2 separate regions of the Homo sapiens genome follow, and region 2 is linked to region 1. A link is a contact called in ENCODE Hi-C or POLR2A ChIA-PET data. All regions are on one chromosome and are shown on one strand. Each heading gives the region's core, a stretch centred on a gene start or an enhancer-like site at or near the end of the contact. The rest is flanking DNA. Distances are from core to core; before and after follow the strand shown.

Region 1 (5,920 bases), core at 2,489-4,988:
CCATCTCTGGGCAGCTCTGGTCCTGCCCAGCTGTTCCATGCTTGTGTTAGCGTGACTGTTTTTTTTTTTTATATATATAACTGAGTCCCTAAACTCAATCTAACTGGCCTGGTTTGGTCATGTGGCTGTCCTTGACCCTGTCACTGGGGATGTTGAGCGGCCAGGTATGGGTCCTGCACCTGTCCATGTACTGAGGGTTGGGTTGGGGCCATCTTTTTGCTACAGCCATTAAGAGGAGGCCAAGGAGGGCAGATCACCTGTGGTCACGAGTTCAAGACCAGCCTGGGCAACATGGTGAAACCCCCTCTCTACTAAAAATATAAAAATTAGCCGGGTGTAGTGGCATGCACCTGTAGTCCCAGCTACTTGGGAGGCTGAGGTAAGAAAATTGCTTGAACCCAGGAGGTGGAGGTTGCAGTGAGCCAAGATCGCGCTACTACACTCCAGCCTAGGTGACAGAGTGAGACTCTGTCTCAAAATAAAAAATACAAAATAAAAAGAGTAAATGAGAGATGGTTCCCCCTAAAGAAGTGGGGGTCAGGCAAGTAATCACAGCAGATGTCCCCTCTTCCTCCATGCAGACATGGGGAAACCATCTTACTCATGGCTTAATGCAATTAGGTATGCATTTGTGAGCCACTGAGTGTCTTTTGAAGCCCCATGAGAGGAGAGGAACAGAAGATGGCTTGAGCCCTCACCTCAAGGAGGTTAGGAACCGGTTGGTGGACCAAGACACCTTTGTGAGACAGATGAGAGTCACGTGGCCTGAGGGTCCCAGGTAATTACTGGGGCCTGTTCTGTGCCAGGCAATGTGTGGGAGCAGGAAGAGAGGCAAACAAGAACATGACATGGCCCTTGTCCTTAGGGAGAGCCCAGTGTGGCAAGGGGAGCCGGCACAGACTGGTAAACAAGTCATTACAAATGCAGTGCGGTGAGCTCGCTGATATGATTAAGCTTCCAAATGAGGGATCCTGACAAGGCCTGCTGGAGCGGAGAGGGGAGAGTGTGCTAGCATAAACAGGAGCATAGCAGGGGGTGGGGCATGCTTCCGACGCTCACCCCAAAGGCTTCTCCATTCGGCCCCCCACTGCAGAAAGGAATGTCAGCAGGGCATGTGGGAGAACCGAAGGCCGTCACTCTTTATCATGCCTTCTTTCATCCCTCGATCATAAAGAATTTTTGCCATATACTCTAAACTGCTGGGAATGGAGCACTTAACTACTATGTACTTATTTATCTAAAATGCTAAGTGTTTCCCTTAGCAATCACTAATAGATTCCTGTAGAAACGGAGTGCCATGATTAGAATTCTGATGTCTGTGCCGACAGAAGGTGGGAAGGCAACAATAGGTAGTGCACTAATGATGGGTTCAGTGGGCAGGTGGGTGGGTAGGACGATATAGTCATTGAAGGAGAAGGTTGAAATATGGGCATTTTAAAGATAAATATGTGTTTATGTTAAAAGTTGAGAGAGAGAAAAGAGGAGAGGGAGGGAGAGAAACTCTCATACCTTCAATCCCACACCTGAAATGGGGACGGTTCTGCTTTTGAAAGACTTTCTGAAAACCGTTCTCATATTTGAGTTGGAAGACCCCCTTCTCAGCAGAGGGCCACAAATGAATCCTGAGTTTTGTTCTGGAATTTTCCTATGCAACGTGCTGGAACCAGTAGCCAAATAGAATCAGTGGATGAGGCAGGAAGAAAAATGAGGATCTCAGGGATGGAACTCAACAGGCTACAAATGGGACACAAAAGGCAAGACTCACTCTCAACAAAATCACGGAGGCACCAGGTGCGCCTTGCGGGGTCTGTTTCCCCGACACCCACCTGCTGCCTGGTCTTCACAAGGGGCCAGGCCCTTTTGGTTTGGAGGCAGATGAGCCTGTAGGATTAATTCTAACTAAGGTGTGAGTGGAACCTAGGGGAGAAGTAACTTTAGGGGCTACAGAGAGAAACCTTCAGTGACACTGACTCATAATGGGAAGGTGATTCTCCTCTCAACTCCCTCTCCAGCCTCTTGATCATGCCATGGAGAAAGTCTTGTTTTGATTCCATCTTTAACACTTGCCTAAACCCCTTCCTAACCTCCCTTTTAATCAGAGAGAAAGAGGTTAGGTCTCAACATCTAGCTAGAATTTGAGAACACAATTCTGTTTTTATTGTTTTTTTTAAAGAAGAATCTGCTCCTTCTGATGCCAGACACTCCAAAGTCTCCTCAACCACCTTACTCCATTAACCTTGGAAAGCCTAACGTTTCCCTTTCTCTCTCAGCCTCCTTTGAGGCCAAGGCTGGTACAGGATAAATAATTTTGCTTTCTGGATTTAGAGGAATTGGTTTGAGTCTTGACTTTTACTAGTTCTTTGGGCAAAATTTGTTCCTTCTCATTGTCTCAGGTCCTCATCTGTAGAATGGGGCTGGAGTTTCTGAGTCCATAATTCATTTAATCTGGTGCCCAAGAACCCCATGAAGCCTGTCCAGGAATACCTGACTCATTTGCCCTTGAGATTGAGGAGAGGCTCAAGTTACATGAGACAGTGACTGTGAAAGTGCTGTGTGAACTACAAAGGACTTTACAGTGTGTGGTTATCATGGCTGGGAGGTGGCAGGGGTGAGCATACACTGAATTTTCCCCCCAGGTCTGGACAAGACGTCTTCAAGCCAAAGGAGGGAGGCAGTGAATGGTGCAGGTCCATACTTTCCCCAGCAGGGAGCTCGTAGGGATTCGGGAGTACATTCTGGGCCCTTGAGTTTGTGCTACATGCATGCCTATGGTGCTCTTCCTGCCGGGGTGAGACTTGCCCTCCAGGTTGAGAAAATGACGAAACTGGAATAATCCTCCAAGCTCCAACTCGTCCCAGAGGCCTCCCTGGCAATACTGTGCTCTTGTAGGGACCCCATCGTCCTCTAGGTAAATAGTTCACACTGGCCCTCACCCCACTGCTGGCTGCTGGCAGGGAGCATGGGGAATCTGCTCCAAAAACAACCATTGCTTCCTGCAGTAGCATTTTGAGAGTTTCCTCCAAATGTTTTTCCTCATCTAATTTTCAGTATGGCCCCGTGGGGTCAGGAGGTGATGTGTGGCCAGCCCTGTCCTAATTAGGAGTCTTGCCCAAGTTCATACGTTGAGGAAAAGAAATGCAAGCTCAGTTCCAAGGTTTTTCCCTTGCTAAAACTCTTAAAATTTTGGCTTGCTTATTTCCTTAACTTCCAAAGGACATGAACAAGTGATTTTTGTACCACCCTCCACATAGACATTAGCGATCATTTTCAGTCATTTTCAGCTTTCCGGTTTTGCTAGGAGGCACCTGGCGTGCCGGGAACGGACAAAAGCCATTTTTCTAAGTACTAGCGTTTGAAATTATTAAGTGTTCGTTAAGCACCCCCGGGTGCAAAGCACTCTCAGAGATGTTTATTTCTCAATTTTCCATAATTTCCTTATTTTTTTTCCCCTACCTAAAGGCAGATTGAAAAATGAACTCAGTGCATTGGAGTCTGAATCATAGTTAATGTGCGACGCCCCCTCCCTTAACTGCGCTGTTTTCTTTCTGCCTCCTCCTGTCTCCCAGCTTATCAATCTGATAAAGTTCTTTTTAACCCCTACTCAGGGGCTGTAACTTTTGCTTTATTCCCACGGGCATGGCAGGAAGCGATCAACGCAGAGCCCCGAACCCCACTCGCCCCACGGGCTGGGCTGAGCTGGGCTGGGGGTCGAGCTCAGCGAAGCCTCGGGAAGGCTGCAGGGTGCCCGGGCGGGCGGCGGGGTGGGTGCGGACCCCTGGCTGGGCGCTCCCGAGACCCCCCTACCCTGGTGGGTGGGCGCCCGGGGGCCTGGAGAGCCGCCTAGCCACGTGGATGCTTCTGGAAGAACACAAAGCCCGGGCCCCCTCCGCCCCCGCCGGCGCCAAGCCTCAATCTTGCAGGAGCAGAGAAGAAAGGCTCTGTTTTTCTCTCTCTCTTTTTTTTTTTTTGTGTGACAACAACCTCACATAACCTCAAAAGTTACCCATGAATTTACCAAAACTTTTTATGAAACTATTTTAACCTCTGGTGGGGGTTAAAAAACAAGCCTTGTGAATTTATTACCCGGAAGAAAGCGCAGAGGGCTGGGATTTACAGCAAAGCCGCCTTCCAAGCTCCGCGGGGGCCCCCTAGCGCCCATCGCGGGCACCGCCGAAGCCCGGCTCCCTCCTCGCTCCGCGGCGCAGCACGGCCTGGAGTCCGGTCTGGGAGGGAGGCGGGCGGACCCCAGACTCGTGCAATCAGGGGCACCTGCTCTGAACACCAGGGACCTGGCGGTACAAATTTATTTTATGTTCGTAGGGGTTTCCGTGGTAGAACCAAGGGAGCAGGCTGAAGCCGAAGGAAGGGAGAGCAGGGTTTTGATCCTAGTTCCTTGGCTTCTGCAAATCGGCTGGGACCCCCCGCTGAGCAAGCGACTGTCGTCACGGCCCCCGCACCAGACGACCCCAGCCTGTGGATGATGTTTCACTGCCCTCACATAAACGCCACCCAGAAATGCAAGAGTAAGAATGTTCACGAAGAGGGGAGGCAGGAGCCCCAGCTGATAACAGGAGGAGGCAGGAAGGGGGCCTTGGAGGAGGTCAGAGGGGGGACATTATTTCAGTTTCCCAGGACCAGGGTGAGAGATGGGGGTGAAAGAAGAAAAAGGACAAAACGAGGTGCCGAAGGCTCTATTGGGTGCTCTCTGTCCGCAGGGATGTAAAGCAGAATCCAGGATTCTGCCGCAAAATGCAGGCTCCCAATCGCTGCACGGTGACCAGGACTCCCGGACCCTTCGCTTGCCAAGTGTGTGCGATGGTTCCTTCCTCTCCAGCTTGCAGACACACTGGTTCTCTTTCAGAACTAGCCATGTTTTTTAAAAGCACATGGAAAAATGTTAATAAGCAAACGTTTTAACAGAGAGATGCAGGAGGAACGAGCCGGCAGCAGCCTCCCAGCAGAGGCAGCGGTGCTCCAGCGGCTACGGGAACGGGCCTCGGAGGAAAGCACTCGGGCTCGCTGCCGAGTTTCACCACCTGTAGTCATGTCATCCTAGGGACGTGTCTCAGCTCTTCTGTGCCTCGGTTTCCCCATCTGTAAAATGGGGGTGATAGTAACACTACACAAAATATATCTAGAATTTGAAAGAGTGCTTTGAATCATATAACCTTGGCTGTTGTGTGGTGAGGCCAGCTGGCTGGTATTCATCTAGCTCTACGGGGAAGGCAGAACCCAGATTTCACGTTAAATAAAATCTCTCAATTTTTACAGGGTGCTAATTTAAACACACATACACGCACGGACGTGCACTTGCACACATACCCCATCTGGGCCCAAATACAGTCAGCTAGTTTGAGACCTTTACTTCAAAGGCTGCCAGGAGGCCACGGGACAGGAGGGAGGAAGGAAGGAGTCATCTCTCCCTGTCATCCACCACCCCCACATCCAGGCCACTGGAGCCAAACACTGAAACCGGTGTGGCCAGCGCTCTTTTGGGGGTGGATGGATTACGGGGAAACACGTCCTTCTTTTCCGTTCCCCCTGGGAGAATATAGCAGGGCACCCACTTTGAGTACCCTCGCACCAGGAGGCCTTCAGAAGCCACCTTGGAAATGTGATGGTGCGTGGCGGGTGGGGGGACTTCCTCTTGTTCCTGGAGACCTGCTTCCCCTCCCAACAAGTGCGTGCTCTGCACGCCCGGCTTCTCACCAGCCCAGGTACCTCGCCGCCTGGGTGCTTTGAGGTGCCCATGGGCTTCTCATCCGTGGTTTGGTAGCATCCTCTTCCAAGCTGACTTCTCATGTATTCCAGGAGGCCAACACTCTCCTGCACCCTAGGGCAGAAGAGCACTGGGTGGGGGGGCGCCTCTTCTGCCTCGTCCCATCCCAGCCTTCTTTTGTTCCCTCCTGATGGCTTACCC
Region 2 (5,920 bases), core at 1,890-4,389, 87 kb after region 1:
CTTCAGGGCAACATCTAGGCTGCTGTTTGACTAAACAACTGGGCACAGTATCCTAGCCAAGTTGACACCTAAAGTGACCCATAACGGGGATGTCAGCTCGAACCACATTTCATGGCGGACCAGCCCCTCAGAGCCTGGCTGAAGACTGAAAACCTGTTTATCCAATGGCTGACTGAGCTGTGAAGCACCCAGCAAAGAGCCCCACTGTGCTCCTCCCCGCCCCATGAGCTGAGGGATCCTGCCATCTGTTCATCCCTCTAAGGACATCTGAGGGAGGCATTGTGATGCTGGATGGTGACTGTGTTTTCCAAACCAAAATCTGACACACATGGGCTGGCAGATAGGAATGTAGTTATGAAAAGAACAGGGCAGGATGTTGGGAATCATGATCATGGTGGAAAATTTGGGATTTGCAGTCCCGACTTGTGGAGAAGACTCCAGAACCCAGAAGTGCTGCCCTTGAGTCCTGGCCATGACTATCTGTGTGGCCTTGAGCCAGGAGGTGCTGTTGCCTCTCTGTGACCCTCTGGAAGGTGCAGACATCAGCCGCTCCAGGACAGTGAGCTGCCAAGTCTCTCCTAATCCCAACAGTCTGATCAGCTCCTATCAAGATGCCCAGGCCGGCTTCCCAGGCTGCCCTGGATCAAGCCACACTAAACTTAATCCAGCAGGAATGCCATTTCTTTTGAGTTTTTTTCTCCCCTAAATGCATAAAGAGTAAAAAAAAAAAAAAAAAAAAAAAAGCATTAACAAAACATTTAAACTTGTATTTTAATGTATTCTACCACAAAAGGGCAGCATCACAGATTCTGGCTTTGCCTTCTGTGTTCTTCAAGAAAGGCATCTTGGCATGGTCTCAAGAAGAGATATTCCAAATTTTAGAACATCCCAATAGAACGGTTGGATCTGGAACCCCAACTTCCTGCACATGAGGAGCCAGCTGAGCACCAGAATGTGATTTTGGGATCCCGATAAAAGTCACCCTGGGCCAGGCGCGGTGGCTCACACCTATAAACCCAACACTTTGGGAGGCTGAGGTGGGCAGATCACTTGAAGTCAGGAGTTTGAGATGAGCCTGGCCAACATGGTGAAACCCCGTCTGTACTAAAAATACAAAAAATAGCCAGGCATGGTGGCATGTGCCTGTAGTCCCAGCTACTGGAGAGGCTGAAGCAGGAGAATCACTTGAACCCAGGAGGTGGAGGTTGCAGTGAGCAGAGATCACGCCACTGCACTCCAGCCTGGGTGACAGACCAAGATTCCATCTCAAAAAAACAAAAGTCACCCTGACCTGTGAGCCACACCTGGCAGTATCATTGTTGGACATGTGGCCATATGAGGCAGAGGGCCAGTCTTTCTGCCATCATGGTTTTGGAAAGGGGTCATGAATAGTCTGCTACTAATCATGGATGGTGAGGATGGCTGACCATGACTGTGACCTCATGTCATCTCATGGGATCAGCTTGACAGCCCCATTAGTTGGATGCTATTGTCCCTGTAGTTTACAGGAAGAAGCTGAGCCCAGGAGGCGGAGTCAGTTGGCCAAGGTTGCAGAGCTTGTGAGTAGGGACTGGGCTGCCAGCCCAGAAGTTTGGCCCTGAAGCCTGCCCTGTAAGCCTCCTCCTGTGTGCATGTTCCCAACATGGGCTTCTTAGGTGACTAATATGCCATCTTAGATGACTCCTGCTTTCGTTCATTTAATATGTTTTCCCAGAGTGCCTCACCTGGGTCAGTATTGAATGGGGCTCTGGGACCCAAGAATGAATAAAAGACATGGTTCCCCATCCGTGACTGATTAAGGGTGGTTTTGTTCTTTTTGAGACAGTGTCTCATTCTGTCGCCCAGGCTGAAGTGCAGTGATGCAATCATAGGTCACTGCAACTTTGAACTCCTGGGCTCAATCGAATCTCCCACCTCAGCCTCCCGAGTAGCTGGAACCACAGGTGCGTGTCACCATGCCTAGCTAATTTAGTAATTTTTTTTTTTTTTTGTAGAGATCGGGTCTTGTTACATTGTTAGGGCTGGGGTTTTGTTCTTTTTGATAGTGATGATTCATATATATAATTCTATGTAATCATATATTTACCCTTTTGCAAGATTATTTTTATTAACATATGTTAACACATGGGCAAAACCCAAATCCTTGGTCCATCACAAGTCCTAAATTTTATTCTGGAAATGTAGCCTTGGCTTGCATAGAAGCATGTGATTTTCCTTTAGCCTACCAGAGCCCTTGGTGGTTTCTCTGTGGGTAAGAGGGGCTGGTTGAGTGTGCACTCCAAGCAAACCAGAAGGTTTGTCCTGATGTCAGAGATGCTGGGACAGAGGGGGCTGAGTCTAGGCGAGAGGGCGAGGGACCCCCAGGCCATGAGTCTCATTCCTGGTGCAGGATTTTTCTTTTCTTGGCTGCTGCTCTGTGCCTTGTTCTGTCTTCTTGCTTCTTGGTGTGGTTACGGGAGCAGGGCAGACATAGGAGGTGGGACTGCTCAAATCCATCTCTTCTTGCAGATCCAGCTTCACACTTTGGTTTAGAGACTCCTGGGGTTTAGAGAGGAATGGGGCCTGGGGCCCACTCATCCAAATTGTCACGTGGAGGAGGAACAGATCCCTTTGTAGGGGTTAAGAGCTCAAACTGTGGGCTCGAATGCCTGGGCTGAAATCTGGATCTGCCACTTAGGAGATGTCACCTCTGAGACCTTCAGTGTCCCCATCTAGAGAGTGGGGGAATAGATAGCACTCTATGAGGAAAGATGTTTTCAGGATGACACAAGAAAGTACACAGGGCGTGGTTAGCACAGCGCCTACAATCTAGTAAACACTCAACGTCTTGAAGATGGTGGCCACAATGATAACAACACAACCTCCAGCCCTGCAGAAGCCCTTCCTGGGCCAAAACCAGTCCTCCTGCCATATCCAATCCTGTGATTGGAGGATGCTGGCTGGTGAGTAGAAAGTCCTTGCTCAAGTTCTGCTGGGGTCCACCTCTTTGGACCTTCTGACTCTGATCTTAGCTCCTGGAGTGCCCCGGAGCAAACCTGTCCACCCTGTCCCCTGCAGGACGGTCTGTTAGCCTCAATTAGCAGAAAGCTTACAGACTCTGGGAAAAGGTGTGCCTGGCTGTCTGCTGTTGCTGATAAGCAGCCTGATAAAGACTCTGTGGTCAAAGGTTGCTGGGCTGGGCTGAGATTCAGTCCCGCCCTTCCAGCCCCTCCTTTCTGCTTTCTATTGCTTCCCTCTCCCCTTGGTAAATCACTGAAAGTTTTCAGTAATGGGGCATGGCGCTCTTTGCGGGCACCCGTCTGGGGCTGTGTCTGTGAAATAGGAGGTAGGGGTGGTGATTGGGGTGATTAGGGTCTCAGTTCAGGAGAACAGGAATGATCTGTTTACCTCTTTGTTAAACACCTATGCTGAGAGCTCTGTGAGGCATCTGTGGCTCTCATGTCCTTGGTACGTCCAGCAGAGTAGATATAATGCCTTGTAATTTGCAGCTGAGGACCCCATGGGGCACCAGTAGCCTCACTTCTGACTTCACCCAGCATTGCCCAGGACCTGAAGTGGGTGTCACCAACTGGGAGTCACCAGGAAGCAATCGAGGAAATCCCACAGACATCTATTTAGAAAACATCATTTCATGATGTGCTTTTGAGACGGGCATGTGAAAGAAGAGGGTGTTGGCCAGATTAAAAGGGACCCTGAGCTTGAGGTTCTGACTGATCATGGTTTCAGGAGGTTTTTCCCCTCACATAACCATTTCTATCTCTTCCTTAGAAATTAGCACACTTTTGGGTACCAGTTTTGAGTTGGAGTGGCATATTTCTTAGAACACTGGACGGCAAGATACTTCTTTAAAATTGGGGAGACTTAGGGCTAAGTTTCGCAGTTTGTTGGAAAGGTCAGTCCTACGAGGACTTTTCTGTTGGGGATGCACAGGTAGAAAGCCCGTTTTCTGCCCCAGAGTCAGCAGGAAGTGTGAGTGGTCCAGGAACAAAAACAGACTTGGTGGAATGCAACTAATCTCCACTTGGGAGACAGAGGGACTTGAGGCTGGAAGGCAGTTTGATTTGTAGCAAGAAAACTTGGTACAAAGAGGTTGTGACCCTGTGTGACCCCGAGGGAGAATTTGGATTTGTGCTAGATGAAAGGGCCATTACAGTGAGGAACTTGGCCTTCAATCTGAAGGCACATGAAAGGCTCTGATGTGTCTGGTCATGTTTGTTCCTGCAAGAATTTAAAACAAAGGAAGCTGGGAGGCAAACAATGCTTCTGCTTTATAATTCCAGTTCCAAACCTCAGAGGGGGAGCTGTAAAGGGTGACCCTGTCTACGGCACCACCCCGCGTTCCAGTGTATTGGAAGTGGATGGTCTCTGTTTTGCATGAGAAAGTGACCTGGTCTCCTTCCTTGTCATGTTTCAGTTGAAACAGAGTTCCTCAAAATTGGAAATGCACACACACATACACACAGACTTTTGCCCACTTTGGAATAGAAATTAATTGCACTCGGAAAATAAATTGCAGAGCATGGCTGAGTACAGACAGCCACATGTGAATGAATTGTTTGTCCGCATAGTTTTGGGGGCTTCGGAATCCTGGCTCACCCACCAAACCTCCCAAGAATAGACAGACAGGATGAGGCATCAGCTCTCTTTCTCATCTGCCCCACCTCAGAGTCTTAGGAGGGCCAAGAGCTTTGGGAGACCTTGGGGACATTCACAGGCTTGGAAGCACTGGCCTCTTCTTCTTTTGTGGCCTCCTCAGGGCAGACTTGGTGGGAGCTCTTAATAAACAGTAACTCAGGAACAGAACAGTCAGGGAGGCCTGGTCCCTGGCCCAGTAATTGAAAAACCAGAAACAGCTTCATTTCATATGCATTGATGACAAAAGTACCGACAGACGCAACCAAAAACATGACTGGCCCGCTGGTGGACAGTTTCGCCCCACAACTTGGGGAGCGCAAATTGCTTTGCCGAGAGTCAGAAGCAACTACATGAGACAGCAGAGGTCCATGTAACTTTTCTGGATTTTTAGGAATCTGATTTCCATGGGTCTCTTGCAGGGCTGAGAATAGACTGGGGTGAGTGAGGCACTCCCTCATGTACAAACTTTCAGGAGGCACCAGAAAGTAGGAAAAAACAAGTAAAATGTAATGCACTATTTTCAGAAAGCCAAAATGAGTGCAAAAAAAAATTCATAATCGACCAAATATTGTTTTTAGTAAAGGCAGGATCCAGCCCTGAGCTTGCTCCACTTACCTCACCTGCCTCACCCTAATCCCAGCCCTGGCATCTTGCTTGAGGATAAAGCCTGTGTCTCTAATAGAGACTCAGTAGTTTGAGGTAAGTGATAAATCTATTGGAGCTATTACTGGAAAGGGGTCCCGATCCAGACCCCAAGAGAGGGTTCTTGCACCTCGAGCAAGAAAGAATTCAAGGCAAGTCCATAGAGTAAAGCGAAAGCAAATGTATTAGAGAAGTAAAGAAACAAAAGAATGGCTGCTCCATAGAGCAGTGGTATGGGCTGCTTGATTGAGTATACTTACAGTTATTTTTCGATCCTATGCTAAACAAGGGGTGGGTTATTCATGAATTCCTGGAACTGAGGTTCCCCCTTCCTAGACCATATAGGGTGACTTCCTGATGTTGCCATGGCATTTGTAAACTGTCATGGCGCTGGTGGGAGTGTCTTTTAGTGGCTAATGCATTATAATTAGCATATAATGAGCAGTGAGGACAACAGAAGGTCACTTGGGTTGCCATCTTGGTTTTGGTGGATTTTGGCCATGTTTTTTTTTTTTTTCCACGTCCTGTTTTATTAGTGGGAGTCTTTGTGAGCAATGTCTTGTGTGGACCTCCCGTCTCATCCAATGAGTAAGAATGCCTCACCTTCTGGCAATGCAGCCTCATTCTACCCAGCCCCTATTCA

Evidence for each region. A loop is a pair of places that touch in the nucleus more often than their neighbours do. ChIA-PET counts read pairs that join two places held with the same protein, here RNA polymerase II (POLR2A).
Region 2: a map of Caco-2 shows a loop between it and region 1 (2.2-fold over the local background). The contact joins two enhancer-like sites. A Hi-C loop is called at or near these places in 2 of 168 maps with a recorded cell type or tissue (Caco-2 and prostate gland). POLR2A ChIA-PET finds 5 or more read pairs at or near these places in 1 of 52 experiments (AG04449).

Annotation. Positions count from the first base shown.
Region 1 is chr20:59,218,538-59,224,457 of GRCh38, forward strand. All of the region lies in intron 4 of ZNF831 (zinc finger protein 831), which reads left to right. Among named protein-coding and RNA genes, the nearest start is that of ZNF831, 58 kb to the left of the region's middle. RefSeq lists a silencer at 4,055-4,124. Within about 2 kb of position 3,739, at least 11 of the 41 ENCODE cell types and tissues checked have a DNase peak (open chromatin) inside an H3K27ac peak, as active enhancers do.
Region 2 is chr20:59,305,877-59,311,796 of GRCh38, forward strand. All of the region lies in intron 2 of EDN3 (endothelin 3), which reads left to right. Among named protein-coding and RNA genes, the nearest start is that of EDN3, 8.2 kb to the left of the region's middle. Within about 2 kb of position 3,140, at least 3 of the 41 ENCODE cell types and tissues checked have a DNase peak (open chromatin) inside an H3K27ac peak, as active enhancers do.